Regions from separate parts of the Homo sapiens genome. Here region 2 is linked to region 1. A link is a contact called in ENCODE Hi-C data. All regions are on one chromosome and are shown on one strand. Each heading gives the region's core, a stretch centred on a gene start or an enhancer-like site at or near the end of the contact. The rest is flanking DNA. Distances are from core to core; before and after follow the strand shown. Region 1 holds the start of FRMD3-AS1 (FRMD3 antisense RNA 1). Region 2 overlaps FRMD3 (FERM domain containing 3).

The links. A loop is a pair of places that touch in the nucleus more often than their neighbours do. Pooled maps may share reads with other maps.
Region 2: a map of Right ventricle myocardium inferior shows a loop between it and region 1 (6-fold over the local background). The contact joins the enhancer-like site here to the promoter of FRMD3-AS1 in region 1. A Hi-C loop is called at or near these places in 1 of 168 maps with a recorded cell type or tissue (Right ventricle myocardium inferior) and 6 of 50 pooled maps.

What each region holds. Positions count from the first base shown.
Region 1 is chr9:83,217,840-83,220,890 of GRCh38, forward strand. It overlaps FRMD3-AS1 (FRMD3 antisense RNA 1), which reads left to right and starts at 1,506. Exons shown (of 3, transcript NR_184120.1): 1 at 1,506-1,538. It also overlaps a transcript of RASEF not described here.
Region 2 is chr9:83,430,913-83,433,963 of GRCh38, forward strand. The region is part of intron 1 of FRMD3 (FERM domain containing 3); the gene reads right to left. Among named protein-coding and RNA genes, the nearest start is that of FRMD3, 110 kb to the right of the region's middle. RefSeq lists a silencer at 1,362-1,656. Within about 2 kb of position 1,444, at least 22 of the 41 ENCODE cell types and tissues checked have a DNase peak (open chromatin) inside an H3K27ac peak, as active enhancers do.

The sequences.
Region 1 (3,051 bases), core at 256-2,755:
AGGAATAAAGGGGGATAAAATATCTTAGGTGTCTGGTCCAGAAAAGGTAATTATAAATGTTACTTATGTTTCCTTCTCCTCCTAATTTATCCAATAAATGCAAAAACTCTGAGGCACTCACTGTCTTTTGCTCTTTATCCATTCATCAAACTTTCCTTGGAGCCTAATTGCATGCCAGATACATAACTTCATAAAACACATGTGGTTGTCTCTGGTCCTGTGGAACTACAGTGACAGGGGAGGGGGCAGAAATGAAACAGCTTACTGATAAATGAGTGAATGAATTTGGCTAGATTAATAGGAGTGGGTGAAAGGTAGCATGAATAAACACTCCATTAGGGAAAAAGAAAATTAAGCTAAATTCAAAGTACCAAGTGTGCACGTGGAAGCCAGATCCTGGGAGTTTCTGAAATTCTCTGCGCCTCCCTTTCCTCTTCTACAAAATGGAGATAGTAATAGATGGTAACTCTTTTGGGTTACTGTGAAAAGTAAAACAACACTCCCCTCCCTCATCCTCACTAACCCAGCATATCAACCAGTTTTCTGAGATGTCTAGATTTCCATTTGGCCTCCAGCCAGCTTGAACAGCCAAACTGCCCCCAAGAAAGCACCCTGAATGTGAGGTCATCCAGGGTCCTAGGACTCCATCATACCCACTCCAAAACTAAAAGCCCACAGACCGTGGGGGTAGGACCTGACTAGCTGAAACATGCTGACCAAGCTACCTGAAGCACCTCTGAGGTATGCCCAGGCCTCAGGGTTGTCAAGCAGAAAAACCAGCACCTCCAGCCAGGTGTGTCTCTCTCATAAAGAAAGCTGAAACAGTTTTCCCTGCTTCTGAGTGGCAAGCTCGCCCCCAGATGTTTCTGAGAGCACCGCCCTTGCATTCCCACCAGGCCACCTGAGAACCTGGCCTCCCACATCTGGATTCGGCTGAAGCAGCAGTGTTTGAGAGAAAGGTGAGACTGGACAGTCAAGAAAGGGACAGAAAGTCGACGGTCTGGGAACTATCCCAGCGTGGACATTTACAGAAGCCACATACCTGTGTGTCCTCACTCCTCACAGGAGGACCGTGCAAAGGCAAATTGCTAGGCAGGTAGACCTCACAGATTCTCTCAGCCGGGCAGTCGGTGAGTCTGTCCAAAGCATTTGAATCTGAAGATAAAATGTTAAGAAGAAAATCCTAGAAAAACATGTCACATATATTCTACCCACCGAACCAAACAAAAACAAAAAAGAAACACTTAATTTTTAATAATGGGCGCAAGAAGTACTCAAAGTAATAAATAATAATAATAATAAAAGTTACTTCTTAGCCTGACTGTCCTGGACGAGAATTCCGTCCCCACTTGCAGGTCGGGCACTGAGTGCCTGGACAGAGAGTTAGGTCCCCCGCTTACCCCGCCCTAAGGCTGCGGAAGGCGGCGCCATCGGTCGCCATGGAAATCGCGGCGGATGGGCGGATCCTGGGCAGGTTGGCTGGGTCGGGCTGCCCGGGCGACGCCGGAGTTGCAGTTGGAGGCTGCGGGAATACAAAGGTAAGAGAGCAACTCCTGGGTTCCCTTGACTCGCAAGGGCTTGACCCCTGCCCGGGTTCTGGGAAAGTGAAGCAGAAAGTCGCCTCCCAGCGCAGAATATTCAAATTTGCCAGATGATCAGAATTACGCTGATTTAAAACCCAAACCCTCCCTAGTTTCCCACTCCTGCCCTGCTAAATCAAAATCTCCCAGCCAGGATCCGGAATCTGGATTTAACCAGGGGCCGTTTATAGAGTTGGGAGATTGGTAGATACGAGGTTCGCCTATTCTTATTTCTCAACGCCATACCACTACCCCGTAATGGTAAAAGAATTTGCACCCCAAAATCCTCCCCAGCGGCTCTGAAATGGAGTGCTTGGAGCTGGAAATGCGGAGCCCATTCCTCTCCTTGCAATACTGAAAGTTGTGAGCTGATTGGAAGCGTCGCTGCTTCTTGTGGGTTTCCCACTGGGGGGCAGCCTCGTCCTTCGCTCCTATTCCTTCCGCAAAGCAGAGCCGACAGTGTGGTTTCTGGCTAATTCCGGCTGCAGCCTGGTTAATAATATAAGCAGCACTTCTAGGAAGCGGAGCTTGGATGCAGAGCAGAGCCTAGGGCTGTAAATGGAAGAAGCTCTCAGCCCCAATTCCTAGTTTACAGTTAGGGTTCAGAACAAAGAATCCACGCTTGTAAAGCAATAATGTTCCCCTTGAGGGGAACATTACACTGCCCTTCAGTTCACGTGTATTATTTCTCAGCCCCCCCGAGCTTTATCTTTCATTGGGCAATCAGGTGGGACTTCAGGATTGATGGAGCCAAGCGTTAGCCTTGGCTGCACACTGAGTAACTATGAGCCTCACCTGACCACCTTCAGGAGGCAGCGTGGTGGTGAGAGAGGACTCGCTTCTGCGCTAATGGGGATCGCCATAGCTTCAATGACTATAAAATCAGGACCTGTCGTATCTGCATAGCCTGTCTTAGAGGTTTACGGGACGCTCAGCTCAATAGAGTGGGATAATCTATGGGTCTCTAGTACCTCATGCATTTACTGTACCTTATTTTGATAACCTGTTTATAGGTCTGACTTCTGTTATTTCATGTATAGGCATTGTCAGCTTAAAATCATGAGATCTTAAATTTGGAGAGGAGACTTTATTTCTTATAACGAGTTGCAGCTTGCAGGGTGGCCATCATGACAGGTAGAAGCTAGCCTCTGGCAGAGACCAATAGCAGGCACTTCAGAGGATAAAAGGGAGAGGTTGAGATTTATGCCCAAGGAAATTAGCTATACATACATATTCAGTAGGTTATAGGAGAATCTTATGAATATTTATGAGTCAATACATATGCACAGAATGAACATGTATGTAACATACAACACATGTTCACTTTGGGGTGGAGACAACATTAAGATACAGTCAAATTTAGGCCACACACATTAAAAGGTGAAGCAGGGACATGAAAGTAATCAACGCTCAGCCTCTATGAATCAGCCAGAACCGGTCTGTGGTCTCTTAGAAGAAAGTTACTGAAATC
Region 2 (3,051 bases), core at 194-2,693, 210 kb after region 1:
ATGCCTGCACCACTTAGTTCCTTTAGATCACCTATCTGACCCCTGTAGGAATTTGATGCTTTGGCCCCTCATATAAACAATGAGGTCTTATTGTAATTCCGTGGTATTAGAGCCCTGTGATAGGCAAAGCATGTCCAGCAAGTTCATTCTGAGCAAAACATCCTTTTAGGTGAGATCCATTGGCCCTTTATTGAACTCATGGAAGGAGCACGTTCATTTCAGATTGTACATTTCCAGCTTCTTGGGAATGTCCAATAGCGTGGATGTTTGAGAACATCAGCCAGTTCAGATGTACGCCTTCCCTCATCTAACTAGTCTCCCTGCCATAAATGAATATGACATTGGTATAATGTATTTCGTGTTTTGCACAATGAAACTAGCACCACATGTGCTTCCAAATGCTCATTATTCCCATGTGGATAATTTATTCTCCTACATTTTCAGGGATATGAGTTAGAATGACTTGTTATGCCCTCCAAAATCATCTTTGTTTTCTTAAAAATGCTAGGACAAACTGAATTAAAATCTAAAATTTTTAATTTATCTTAATTAATACTCTAGCCTTTCCTTCCTTATTCTATTCTGATTTTTTTCCCTATTCTAACTTTTTACTTTGTATTTCACAAGGTATAATCTTAAACAGTTTTGTGGTTAAGTTTAGCGTTTTTTTTTATGAGATGAAACATTTGACTTCTCTGCTATTTTAGGTTCTGAGAGTATCAGCTTTTGCTGAAGGTATAAAGGTGTCAAAAGTGTCACTTGTCCTTCTCTTGTCTCTGATTTGTTGACCATGAGGCCCTTTTTAACTTCCCCAATTGCAGCTCCCTTACTATTTTGTCTTCTCCAGTTTTGTGCCTGCACTTGGTGTTATTTTTCCATACTCTCACCTCCTGACCTGGCCTGAGTTCTAGGTGGAAGTTTCCATTTGCCTTTCAGGAATGAGCTCTTATCAAAAGATCACTAACTCATAAACATGCTTGCTTGCCAGCTGCTGGCACAGCACTCTGCAGAGAGAGGACACTTAGTTCAATGTGGGACTTGGGCTTCTTCAGAGAAACCCTAGCACTCTTCAGAAGGAACCCGTGGCAGCTCGAGGCATAGACAATCCTCATTAGGTACCCAATATTTATTAACTAAACTCTTCACCCAACTCCCTTCCCTCATTGCATTCCCAATCTAGTGGCTGGAAAGGACACTGCCACACACCTGGAAGCAATGGACTTAAAACACGGCATTGCAAGAGTCTTCCCCACATCCGGCCCTCTGGATGCCTAGCCTTGTCCCAGGATGCTGGTTAACTTGTATGATGACAGGGAAGGATGGGCTAGAGTGATATTTTAAGTGCAATCTCCTCCATAAACCACTTCTACAGCTCTGGCCTTGCCACTGAGCCAGGAGCCAAGTCTGCCAGGTCACTATGTTTCCTTTGCCCCAAGGAATCCAGGAAAATACCGAGAGCACTGCCAGATGGCAAGCAGCCACCAAGGCTGCTGGGTGGCCCGGGAGGAATGTGACTGTGTGTCCTTTGTGTGGTGTGGCCCCCTCCCTCAGCCTGGCCAGCCTCTGCTCCCCAGCAGTCCACGCACATTCCAAGGTTTTATGTGTGCATTTCAATGAAGCCCAGCACCCCACCACAGAAAATGTCACCACTGCCTCAGGCCCTCCGGGACTTTTAAAGCTTTGAGCCCAGCAGGTTAAACTTATAAAACAAAGGTCATAGATCACTCATCCAATGCCTGAATAAATATCTGTTTGTAAGTTCAATATAAAAGGAATATAAGTTTAATATGAAAGGAATTCTTCCATTATCCTTTTTTTCTTAAATAGATTTAACAGATTTAAAAAAATTTTAATTTCAATAGCTTTAGAGGTACAAGCATTTTTGGTTATGTGGACAAATTATATAGTGCTGAAGTAGGATTTTACTGCACCTGTCACCCAAGTAGTGTACATTGTACCCAGTAAGTAGTTTTTCATCCTTTACCCTCCTTCTGAGTCTCCAATGTCCATTATACAACTCTGCATGCCTTTGCATACCTATAGCTTAGCTTCCACTTATAAGTGAGAACTAGGTTTTTGGTTTTCCATTCCTGAGTTACTTCACTTAGAATTATGGCTTCTAGTTCCATCCAAGTTGCCAAAAAAGACATCATTTTTTTCTTTTTAGTGGCTGAGTAGTATTCCTTGGTGTATATATACCACATTTTCTTTATCAATGCATTCATCAGTTGATGGGCATTAGGTTGATTCCATATCTTTGCAATTGCTTTTCATTCTTAAAATGTTTCCTTATTATAAAAAAATCTCAAGAGGCTAGGAAGGCAATTAATGCATGCTTAGTTCATGATATTAATAAAGAACATTGGTGGAAGTGAAACTTCACCACATCATAAAATTCTGCATGCTCAGGGATCATAACGGAAGCAGGAGGTTAGGACACCATAAGAAAAAGAGAAGGGGGATTAGGCCTTCCCACAGAACTATGCCTTGTCCCTCTCATGTTTTCCTCACAGGCAAACTCTTCAAAGCAGCAGTCCCCAACCTTTTTGGCACCAGGGACCAGTTTAATGGAAGACAATTTTTCCACGGATCAAGGTGGAAGTGGGGTGGTTTCAGGATGACTCAAGCACATCACATTTATTGTGCACTTTATTTCTATTATTATTACATTGTAATACATAATGAAATAATTATACAACTTACCACAATGTAGAATCAGTGGGAGCCCTGAGCTTGTTTTCCTGCAACTAGACAGTCCAATCTGAGGGTGATGGGAGACAGTGACAGATCATCAGGCATTAGATTCTCATAGGGAATGTGCAACCTAGATCCCTTGTATGCACAGTCCACAATAGGGTCTGCACCCCTATGAGAATCTAATGTCACCACTGATCTGACAGGTGGCAGAGCTCAGGTGGTAATGCCAGCTATGGGGAGTGGCTGTAAATACAGATGAAGCTTCACTTGATCACCCACCACTCACCTCCTGCTGTGCAGCCCGGTTCCTACTGGTCTGTGGCCCAGGGGCTGGGGACCCCTGCCTTAAAGGAC